Regions from separate parts of the Homo sapiens genome. Here regions 1 and 2 are each linked to region 3. A link is a contact called in ENCODE Hi-C or POLR2A ChIA-PET data. All regions are on one chromosome and are shown on one strand. The core of a region is the stretch at or near the end of the contact, and the rest is flanking DNA. Distances in the headings are between cores, read along the strand shown. Region 1 overlaps MIR3681HG (MIR3681 host gene). Region 2 overlaps MIR3681HG (MIR3681 host gene). Region 3 overlaps MIR3681HG (MIR3681 host gene).

Evidence for each region. A loop is a pair of places that touch in the nucleus more often than their neighbours do. ChIA-PET counts read pairs that join two places held with the same protein, here RNA polymerase II (POLR2A). Pooled maps may share reads with other maps.
Region 1: a map of PC-9 shows a loop between it and region 3 (5-fold over the local background). The contact joins two enhancer-like sites. A Hi-C loop is called at or near these places in 13 of 168 maps with a recorded cell type or tissue (CD14-positive monocyte, CD4-positive, alpha-beta T cell, CD4-positive, alpha-beta memory T cell and 9 more), 2 of 37 single-sample maps with no recorded cell type and 19 of 50 pooled maps. POLR2A ChIA-PET finds 5 or more read pairs at or near these places in 14 of 52 experiments (AG04449, CD4-positive, alpha-beta T cell, CD4-positive, alpha-beta memory T cell and 9 more).
Region 2: a loop to region 3 is called in a map of endothelial cell of hepatic sinusoid, with 7 times the contacts of the local background. The contact joins two enhancer-like sites. A Hi-C loop is called at or near these places in 4 of 168 maps with a recorded cell type or tissue (K562, Right ventricle myocardium inferior, endothelial cell of hepatic sinusoid and 1 more), 17 of 37 single-sample maps with no recorded cell type and 13 of 50 pooled maps. POLR2A ChIA-PET finds 5 or more read pairs at or near these places in 7 of 52 experiments (AG04450, CD4-positive, alpha-beta T cell, CD4-positive, alpha-beta memory T cell and 3 more).

What each region holds. Positions count from the first base shown.
Region 1 is chr2:12,454,597-12,458,158 of GRCh38, reverse strand. All of the region lies in intron 4 of MIR3681HG (MIR3681 host gene), which reads right to left. All of the region lies in intron 1 of LOC105373431 (a long non-coding RNA gene), which reads left to right. Among named protein-coding and RNA genes, the nearest start is that of MIR3681, 260 kb to the right of the region's middle. Within about 2 kb of position 1,723, at least 27 of the 41 ENCODE cell types and tissues checked have a DNase peak (open chromatin) inside an H3K27ac peak, as active enhancers do; they include CD14-positive monocyte, where a contact is called at or near this core.
Region 2 is chr2:12,428,893-12,432,460 of GRCh38, reverse strand. The region is part of intron 4 of MIR3681HG (MIR3681 host gene); the gene reads right to left. Among named protein-coding and RNA genes, the nearest start is that of MIR3681, 230 kb to the right of the region's middle. Within about 2 kb of position 1,585, at least 7 of the 41 ENCODE cell types and tissues checked have a DNase peak (open chromatin) inside an H3K27ac peak, as active enhancers do; they include CD4-positive, alpha-beta T cell, where a contact is called at or near this core.
Region 3 is chr2:12,491,472-12,495,023 of GRCh38, reverse strand. All of the region lies in intron 4 of MIR3681HG (MIR3681 host gene), which reads right to left. Among named protein-coding and RNA genes, the nearest start is that of TRIB2, 220 kb to the left of the region's middle. Within about 2 kb of position 1,908, at least 7 of the 41 ENCODE cell types and tissues checked have a DNase peak (open chromatin) inside an H3K27ac peak, as active enhancers do; they include CD14-positive monocyte and CD4-positive, alpha-beta T cell, where a contact is called at or near this core.

The DNA.
Region 1 (3,562 bases), core at 474-2,973, 37 kb after region 3:
ACCTATCTCTGAGCCTTCAGGCCTATCACAGACACAAGAAATTCCACATCTTGTGAAAAATGTGTCATTTGCATGGCATTTTCCCTTTGAGAATATGTGTGTGCACTTTCTGTGCCAAAGACAGTAGAAAGTGTAACAGAGCATGTGCTGGGTGAGGGAATGAGCTGCGGCTGAGCAATGCACTTCAACTGCTTGTGGAAACTCTCGACTGGGGATTGTCTGTTTCTTCCCTTTAGATCAACAAAGAAGTATCCAGTTTACTCAAAGTACCAGTGTTGAATCTGTGCAAAACATTGAGTCCTTTGTCTGATTCAAAACCCACATCTCTTGTATTAAGCATGTAATTATGCACCATAATAATGTCTCACGTTTTCCCAAGATTTTATATTTAACCAATTTCATGTCAATTATATCACTGAACACTAATTCCCTTTCCCCATCCTGTCCCATTCTCTTGCACTGCCAACTCTTCCCTCAGAACACATACTCAAGAAGCATGGAATGTTGACCATGTTTGGAGGTTGAGGAAACGGACATTTGCAGAGGGTGAATGATGCCCCAAAGTTAGAGAAACACCAACTAGAGAAGCAACTGTGTAAACAGACTATGAGCTGATGGTTTTGTTTTTAGGGACACAGCTCAAATTCCCTAGGACTGTGCTTTGCTTATAGTACACCATTAGATGGAAGCCCAGCTCTTGCACAGTGATTTCTGGCACCTCTGAGTGTAGAAGTATTTCTCCTTCTTCAATCTCCCTCCATACCTGCCTCCCCAGGCTCCATAAACTTCTCCCTTATGATGCCCTGCCATCTGCTATTTCCAGAATCCACTCACAGATGTGCCTCTTCTACCAATAAACTGTGAGCATGTGAAGGGCAGTGCCCATGGCTGACTCTTCCCTGTATCTGTTGACCCCACCCCAAGTATTAATGTAGGTCCTGGGGCGGAATGATGTTTGATAAGTGAGCATGAAACAGGACCCATTACGGCGAGCAGTTTAAGATGAGGAAAATTAAGAGTTGGAAGGGAACTAATATGTATTGATCCCCTATGCATGCCAGGCTATAGCCTCAGTCCTTTACAGTTATTCTCCACTAATTTCTGACTTCCTATTACCATCCTCATCATAAAGAGGAAGAAAATCCCACTCAGCGAGATTAAGTCATTTGCCAGTCATCAGGATTTGCATCCAGATTGGGCAATTCCCTAATCGGTACTCTTTGTACTAAAAGACAACCCCAGGTGAATTGGCAGGATCCAAAGACTAATCCTATTTATATTCATCACAGGAGCATAATGTACCAAATACCTGAGAAGAAACAGGATAGGAAATTTTCTGTGTGTATTTTATCTGTGCAGGGAGCATTGGGGTCTATTTTCATTGGCTTTATCCCCCTTTTTTTTACTTAAAACTAATAACAACTGAATATTTTCCACTGGCGTATAAATGGATGTCTCAATTGCAAAGGTGCCGACAGCTCAGTCTTACTTAACTTTCAGTTTAGGTATCCACCCTGCATTGCACAATCATCAAATGAGATATGATGCAATTTTTTTTAAACAGACTTTGCAAAACAAGTATTGAGTAACCAGAATCTCTTTTTCCTTGTATGTGCCTAGCAACCTTGCAGGTCTGTTTGACAGGAAAAATTTGCCCTTGGACAGCAATTCAGAAAGATACTTAAAGGCTGAGAAAAGCATGAGGCTCTGGAGTGTCGCAATCAGTGGGTCAGGCTGATTAACCAAAAAGGAAGTGCTTGGGCTCCCCCGTTGCTCCGCCCCTCTCTGTGTAAGGCAGCAGGGTCAGAGAGAGAAGCCAAATTTATCTGACACATTCCTCTGTTTACTTTGTGGACTGTAGAGCTTGGTGAAAAGCTTTCTCAGATATATATATTATATATAATATATATTATATATATTATATATTATATATATATTATATATATATTATATATATTATATATATTATATATATTATATATTATATATATAATATATATATATTATATTATATATATTATATAATATATAATATATTATATATTATATAATATATTATATATATTATATATTATATAATATATATATACACACACACGTACATATATGTATGTGTATATATAGTATATATGTATATATATAGTATATATGTATGTGTATATATAGTATATATATATGTATGTATATATATAGTATATATATTATTGTTAAAAGAATGATGCAACATTGCAGAAATTTTTGAAAAGTGAAAAATTAATCATGCATCATTTCATCACCCCAACAAATGTGTTTTCGGTTTTATTTATTTCCTTCCAGGCGTCCTCCTCATTCATACATATTTTACACACTGGGACAGAATCCAGGAAACACCATCTGCTGAGCACTATTTGGTCAGAAACTGGACTCAATGATTTAGATTTTTAATCAAATTTATTTCTGACAAAATTCCTCCAAGGTCAAAAGATTGTCTCCATTTTACAGATTAAAATGCAACCACTACCTAAGAAAATATTAGTACCTGCCTGAAGTTCCCGGGTCAAGTCATGAATCTGGGATTCAAATACAGTTTTGTTTGCCCACAGAACCAGTGGTTTATTCTACATCGTCACTCAGCTTTATATTTTTCTTATTTACCATTATATATAAGTATGTTATTTTATGATACTCATCTATATTAATATGTTAATATATGTAATCTAAGTACTAATGATGTGTCACCATTTACTCTACAATATTAAGTTTTGGAGCAGATATTAATCTCAGCCTGCAAAAAATCAATTTTGCAAGAATGTAATTGTATTTTCTGTACATGGGCAATATTCATTTCAAACCTCTGTTTTGCTACATGGTAGAAACTTAATCTCATCAATTGGGGACTTACACTCCTGAAACCTGTAAAATTCCAGAGATTGTTTTTGTGTTCCATGTTCTTAATTAGTGCCATGCTTGGGTAAAAAGCCACGCATGTGGCTTTTATGTTTACCTCTCTCCATTGTAACATCCCCTGGGATGGCCTGATACCCTTCCAACTCCTAGTTATCGGTCCTTAAATGCCACTGCGCATCCTCCTTTGCCCGACTGCAAAGCCTGTGCACTTCCGGCTTAAAGTAGCCACTCCTAGGCCTCTCTTCAGAGCAAGAAACAGGAGTAGCAGGACTGAGTGAATTGGTTTTCCACGCCTTCATGGCTCTGGCTTTCCATGGTCTTGCTTTCTCATTAGTTGGATTCCTATTTACAATGGATCTGCTGCATTTCCAAAGAAGACTCTCAGCCACATGCTACAAAGTTATCAGCAGCGGCTGTGATGATTGGGATGAAACGTGGGATGTGTCAAGGCAAGAGAGGACACTCAAGTGGTGGCTCACACCTGTAATCCCAGCACTTTGGGAGGCCGAGGCAGGCGCATCACGAGGTCAGGAGATCGAGACCATCCTGGCTAACCCAGTGAAACCCCGTCTCTACTAAAAATACAAAAAAAAAAAAAAATTAGCCAGGCGTGGTAGCGGGCGCCTGTAGTATGAGCTACTTGGGAGGCTGAAACAGGAGAATGGCGTGAACCCGG
Region 2 (3,568 bases), core at 336-2,835, 62 kb after region 3:
TTTTTGAAGACTAATTGCATAGGAGATTGTTTACAGTAATAAATAATTTTTAAAAACTTTAAAAATCTCAATATAATATGTTCCCCAATATGCTTATAAATGTATATATTTAAAATACTATCAAAAGTACATCAAAACAATCATGGTTACCTCTGCATGACAGGATTACCTTTTCCTTCTCTCCTGCTTTTGTCCATATTTTCCAAAGTTTCTATCAGAAATGGGTGTTACTACTGGGCACCCTGGCTCATACCTGTAATCCCAGTACTTTGGGAGGTCAAGGCAGGATACCTGATTGAGCCTAGGTGGTCTAGACCAGCCTGGCAAAATAGTGAGACCCTATCTCTACCAAAAAAAAAAAAAATGCTGGGAGTGGTGGTGCGCACCTGTAGTCCCAGCCACTTGGGAGTCTGAGGTTGCAGGATCACTTGAGCCTAGGAAATCGAGGCTGCAGTAAGTTGTGATCCTGTCACTGCACTCCAGCCTGGGTGACAGAGCGAGACCCTGCCTCAGAAAAAAGGAAAAATGGAGAAAGAAAAGAAATGCATATTACTCCTTTATAGTTCAATTAAAACTTCTTATCTAAAAACGAGATGCTATTTCTGAAAGTATAGAAAGCTCTCCTTGACTATGGATGGCAACTCTGAGACACTGGGCTGCATAATAATATTATGTGTTCAGCAGTGCGTCTCCAAATGTGTCACAGCTTAAATATTCATGGATTTTGATTGTGAGGAGACCCAGAGGGATAAAGCAGTTTGTCCAAGGTCAGGTGGCAAACCTGTAGCAAAGGCAAGATTAGAACCAAGACCTCCTGGCTCCTATTCCAGTACTCCTCCAGTACCACACTGGTGTTTGTTGTTGTTTTGTTTTCTATATAAAGAATTTTTCTGACCTTAATGGCAACTTTAACAAACACAGAACAAAAGCAAGAATTAATTGAGTAATGGAAATGAAGGAGAAAGAAAATCTCTGCCTATGATAACAGCCACCATCTCTCTCATTATGCTGAACTGTGGTTAAAATGCCCAAAGTTGGCCGGGTGCAGTGGCTCACCCCTGTAATCCCAGCACTTTGGGAGGCTGAGGGGGGCGGATCACAAAGTCAGGAGATCGAGACCATCCTGGCTAACATGGTGAAACCCCGTCTCTAGTAAAAAATACAAAAAAAAAAAAAAAAAAATTAGCCAGGCATGGTGGCGGGTGCCTGTAGTCCCAGCTACTCGGGAGGCTGATGCAGGAGAATGGCATGAACCTGGGAGGCGGAGCTTGCAGTGAGCCGAGATAGTGCCACAGCACTCCAGCCTGGGCGAAAGCGAGACTCTGTCTCAAAAAAAAAAAAAAAAAAAAAAAGTGCTCAAAGCTCATCTTCCTCTTTAAAGAGCACTCCCACGGGTGCTGTGGAGTTAGGCTTAGATCTCAGTATTGAGTAGACTGAGTAAACTATGCCTGGAAGTTTCACTATACAAAGTAACTTTCAGTTTCTTCCCAAGTCACCGGTTTAAACATATGCACAGGATATATAACGTCCTGGGTGGTTTACTGTCTCACTTAGCTGACCAGTGAGAGGCGTTCTTAAGTACTGCTTTCCTCAGTTCACTTTGAGCAAATACATTACTCATTAAGCCTCTGTTGGTCAAGAACCTGAAAACAAGTAGCAGTTGCAGTGTTGGTTCCTTCCTTCAAAATTTGATGTTTAGAGAACTTTCTAGAATAACTGTAAAACTAGTGAAATCTGGAGGAAAGCCAACATTGGCTTTGCAAAAACACTATCTTTCTAATCCAGTTTCTTAATGTTTAGCCATTACTGACAGCTTTCTTCCCTGCTTTCTTCCTTTTCTTTCATTTTCCTCTTTTTCCATTTTGCCTGTCTTTTCGTTCCCTTTTCCCTTCCCTTTTCTCAGTTTTTACTTCTGTTTTTTCTTGCTTCTTATTATCTTTCTCTCATCCTTTCTTTTTTCTTTTTTTCACCTCTTCCTTCGATCTTCCTTCTGTCCTTCCCTCCCTCTCCTCCTTCCTTTCTTCCTCCCTTTCCTCCTTCCTCCTTCTTCTCCTTCCTTTTTCCTTTCTTCTTCTCTTTCTTCCTTCCTTCCTTCTTCCTTCTAACTGACACAGTAAATATTTTTGTCTCCCATTAGTTGCCAGACCTCGTAGTCACCCGCTTGGAGCCAGACTAGCAATTGCCAAAGAATGGGCCTTTGAGTCAGACCAGTCAAGAGTCAATTTTCTGATTCAATGTCAACTAACTGCCTGAACATGACCAAGTTATTTAATCTCTACATATTCTTTCATTTCACCAGCACACATTTATTGAATGCCTCTTATGTGTCTTAAGCTATGTAAGGTGTACCCAGTATACTTTTAAAAAACACTCTGTAAAGTGGGGAAAGTGCAGGCTACCCTTGGGCTATTGTAATAAGCCAACTAAACAACACATGTGGCAATGGATAACCTATTTCTGGCACACTGTAGCTTCCCGCTTCCCGTATTTTTCTTTTGCATCCTAGATGCCAAGTATGCATATGTGAGACCCAGTTTTTCAAAGGATCTTACAGGCTAGCCAAAAAAAAAAATCCAGAGTTCTTACTAAAAGGAAAAGAAAAAACTATACTGTGTTTTGTGTATTCTAAATCATGTACTTTTCAGATTTTAGCATCTTTTGTATCAGAATGCATCTTAAAATTGCTGCTAGCCAGGTGGTGGCAATTGCGATGTAGTTGCTACTGGGGTCACATGTGGGCTCAGAGTTGTACACATTATCACCACTTTAGTTCATTAGGTTATATGATTAGTATTACACATACTGAGTTTAACTGCGTTTAAAATATATTTGAAGAGATGATTTTATGATTCCATATTAAAACAAAAATCTATTTGTGTGCACAAAAAGGCAAAAAATAAGAGCAGTAAGGCAGTAATTTGACATCAATGAAGCAAATAGTCTTCATTAGAGAATTTACCACCAGCATCAAAATCTGCAGAATGGTGTCAACAACTTGGAAGGAAATATCATGGGAAATAGTAGAGAACTCTTCTTAGAAATGGTGCATTACCATCAGATTAAGTGGCCCGGATGGAAAAGCACAGCCATCTGTGACTCTGGGCTGAAAAGTGATCAAAAGCAATGAAAGGCTTTAGGAACAAAACAAAACAAAAACAAACAAAAAGCAACAGCAAAATCCCCTCCGTTCAAATCCTGACTCTGCTCTTATTCATGATTCCATTTTGCTAGGACTTAGTTTCCTCTGTTGGAAGAGGAATATTCATAGCATGTACCCAGCAGGGTTGTTATAAAAATAAATTCAAAAGAGGCTGTGGAATGAAATGACTTTTAGTTGCAAGTATTATAAACATATAGACTTTTTGCAGAGCTCATTGTTCACGTGGCTGGTTTTTGTTATTCTTTTTTCCTGAGGCTATGAACTCCTTGGGGGCAGGGATGGTTGGTTAGCATTCAGCTCCCCATTGCCAATGTGTGACAGGCAGCCCATAGTTCATCAGTAAAAACAATGTGCCTGTGCCTAATGTTTTGCTGCTGTTGTTATCACTGTTGTTTTTAAAACCTATTT
Region 3 (3,552 bases), core at 659-3,158:
TATGTATTTCCGTTTTTTATATGTATGTATATCATATATAGTATATAGTATATAATAGATAGTATAATCTATATAGTAATGAATATATATCCATTATATAGCATATATGAATATAGAAAGAATATATACCCATTATATATTATATATGGATATCCATTAGTATATAGAATACCATATATGTATATATAGTGTATATGTAGTATATCTACATGTAGATATAGATATATGGAACCTTCCTAAATGCAGAGTTATGTTGTATCTATTAAATAATGGATATATATTATATATGTATATCCATTAGTATATAGAATACTATTACTATTGGGTATATATTATAAATATTGTAATGGATCCATTATAATATATATCCATAAATATATAAAAATATATCTTTTATTTCTAATTTTTATCCATTAGTAATAGTATTCTATATACTAATAGATATACATACTATATATATATGTGTGTGTATATATGTAAAATATATATCCTATTAGTAATAGTATCCTATATACTTATATATTAATGGATCGATCTCTCTGGACCCAGGAAAGCCAATGGTATAATTTTAGTCTGAGTCCAAATGCCAGAGAACCAGACAAGCTAACGATATAAGTTCCAGTCTGAGCCTGAGTCCAAAGGCAGAAGACCAATGTGGCAACTCGGAGTCAGGCAGAGGGAGGTGATCTTTCTTATTCCCCTTTCATGTTCTATCCAGGCCTTCAGTTGATTGTATGAGACCCACTCATATGAAGAAGGGCATTGTGCTTTACTCAGTCTATGAATTCATCTCATCCAGAAACACCCTCACAGACACACCCAGAATGATATTTAACCAAATAATATCTGGGTACTGTGTTACCTAATCATATTGACACATAACATTAACGCACACTCTCTCTCTTTCTCCCACCTTTTGTCTCTCATTTTTAGAAGACAGAACATAGTTAAATTAACATTAAAAACCATAGTGCAAAGTGTATGCAACTTGTTTTGGGAGCTGAGAGGAGGAAGCCATGACTTTGCCTCAATTTGGGGCAGTGTCAGGGAAGACAACACAGAAGAATTCACTTTCAAGTACTCCTTGAAGGCTGAGCCTGTCAAGTGGGGAGGTTTGGTGGATGAGGGCAGCAGCCTGGCCAGTGCTAGGAGACTCTCTGTACATATGATCTGAATGAACTAATGGCTTCAGCTGAAAGAATCTTCTCTCAGAGCAGTTGACATTTTCTTCAGATATGTTTTCTCCTCCTCTTACACGCCTCAGTTTCTCTCCAGGAAAGGCCTTGTGACCTCAAGAATAAAGTCCCACTTTATGGAAGAAAAGGTGCTGGTTCAGCAGCCAGACAATCTGAGTCTTACTGGATCACCTTGCACAAATTATGTGACCTCAACAAGTCTCTGCCTCTTTATTTGTAAAAAAATAAATACATAAATTAAACCCACCACTGTTCAGTATTGATGTGATTTAAGAAGACGCACATGAGAGAGACTGTAGCTCTGTGCCCAACACAGAAAGATACTCATAAACATTTAGTCCCTCTCCCTCTCAGTGCATGGGTGAGCTGTCCCTACAGGGAGAAGGGAGCAGAGCCTCTGAGCCAACACTAGAACTATTGGGGAGTGCAGAGGAGGAGGCAGCCCGACTCACACAAGAGATAAGAATGATGTGGAATGTGTTTTCTGAAAGCCACCTGGTGTGACAGGGAAGGAGGCCAAGCGTGGAGTGAAGAGCCTATCAGCCAAACCCCTCAGAGAGGAAAGGTCCCAGGCATTGGCGAGGAAAGCCAAAGTACCTCCCATCCCCACCCTGACTTCCCGTGTTGCCTTGGTCCTGTTACTCATCAGAAGCTTGAAAGGGGAGCACACTCATCTCCTGATTACAGCATAGCACTGGGCAAGGGAGGAAGCAGAGGCCTCAAAGAGCCTGTTCTCCCCGGGCTACAAGGGCGGGTTCCACCCTCGCAAGGCGGCCCCATACAAGGCGTCTTAGGGCTAGGAGCTCTTGTCTTCTTCTAACTGGCATCCCACCACATTCCGGTTTCCCCAGAAGGCCATCCAAAGACACATTCTTTTTTTTTTTTTTCTTTCTTTTTTTTTTTTTTTATTATACTTTAAGTTTTAGGGTACATGTGCACATTGTGCAGGTTAGTTACATATGTAGACATGTGCCATGCTGGTGCGCTGCACCCACTAACTCGTCATCTAGCATTAGGTATATCTCCCAATGCTATCCCTCCCCGCTCCCCCCACCCCACCACAGTCCCCAGAGTGTGATATTCCCCTTCATGTGTCCATGTGATCTCATTGTTCAATTCCCACCTATGAGTGAGAATATGCGGTGTTTGGTTTTTTGTTCTTGCGATAGTTTACTGAGAATGATGATTTCCAATTTCATCCATGTCCCTACAAAGGACATGAACTCATCATTTTTTATGGCTGCATAGTATTCCATGGTGTATATGTGCCACATTTTCTGACAAATGGGATCTAATTAAACTAAAGAGCTTCTGCACAGCAAAAGAAACTACCATCAGAGTGAACAGGCAACCTACAACATGGGAGAAAATTTTCGCAACCTACTCATCTGACAAAGGGCTAATATCCAGAATCTACAATGAACTCAAACAAATTTACAAGAAAAAAACAAACAACCCCATCAAAAAGTGGGTGAAGGACATGAACAGACACTTCTCAAAAGAAGACATTTATGCAGCCAAAAAACACATGAAAAAATGCTCATCATCACTGGCCATCAGAGAAATGCAAATCAAAACCACTATGAGATATCATCTCACACCAGTTAGAATGGCAATCATTAAAAAGTCAGGAAACAACAGGTGCTGGAGAGGATGTGGAGAAATAGGAACACTTTTACACTGTTGGTGGGACTGTAACCTGGTTCAACCATTGTGGAAGTCAGTGTGGCGATTCCTCAGGGATCTAGAACTGGAAATACCATTTGACCCAGCCATCCCATTACTGGGTATATACCCAAAGGACTAGAAATCATGCTGCTATAAAGACACATGCACACGTATGTTTATTGCGGCATTATTCACAATAGCAAAGACTTGGAACCAACCCAAATGTCCAACAATGATAGACTGGACAAAGACACATTCTTTAGAAAGCTCCATTCCTGGTAGTAACATGCTGAGAAGAGAACTTTCTCCTCGTCCTGAGTTTGCTGCCTGGGGTCTGGTAGGCAGCTCCTGACCACAGAAGGGGCTCTCAGGAGACAGAGGTGCCAGCATGGTGGGGGGTACTACCACTTGGGGCCTACAGAGGGGCTGCTATGCAGAGCTTAGGGAGGAGCCTGCTCCTTTCCTGACAAGGACTCACATCTGACAGAACCAGCTCTGGTCTGTGAAGTCTCTCCAAGAAACCTGGACTCTGCCTCTCTATCCTGGCCAGGCCAGTCCGGCACCTGTCAACCAAGCAGAGCACCCTTGTCCTGCACGCTCTCCACATCCATGAAAGGGCCTTTCCAGACCCTGCACTCACATGAATGTTTTTCTCTCACTAAAGTTTTTCCTTTTAAAAATCTCTTAT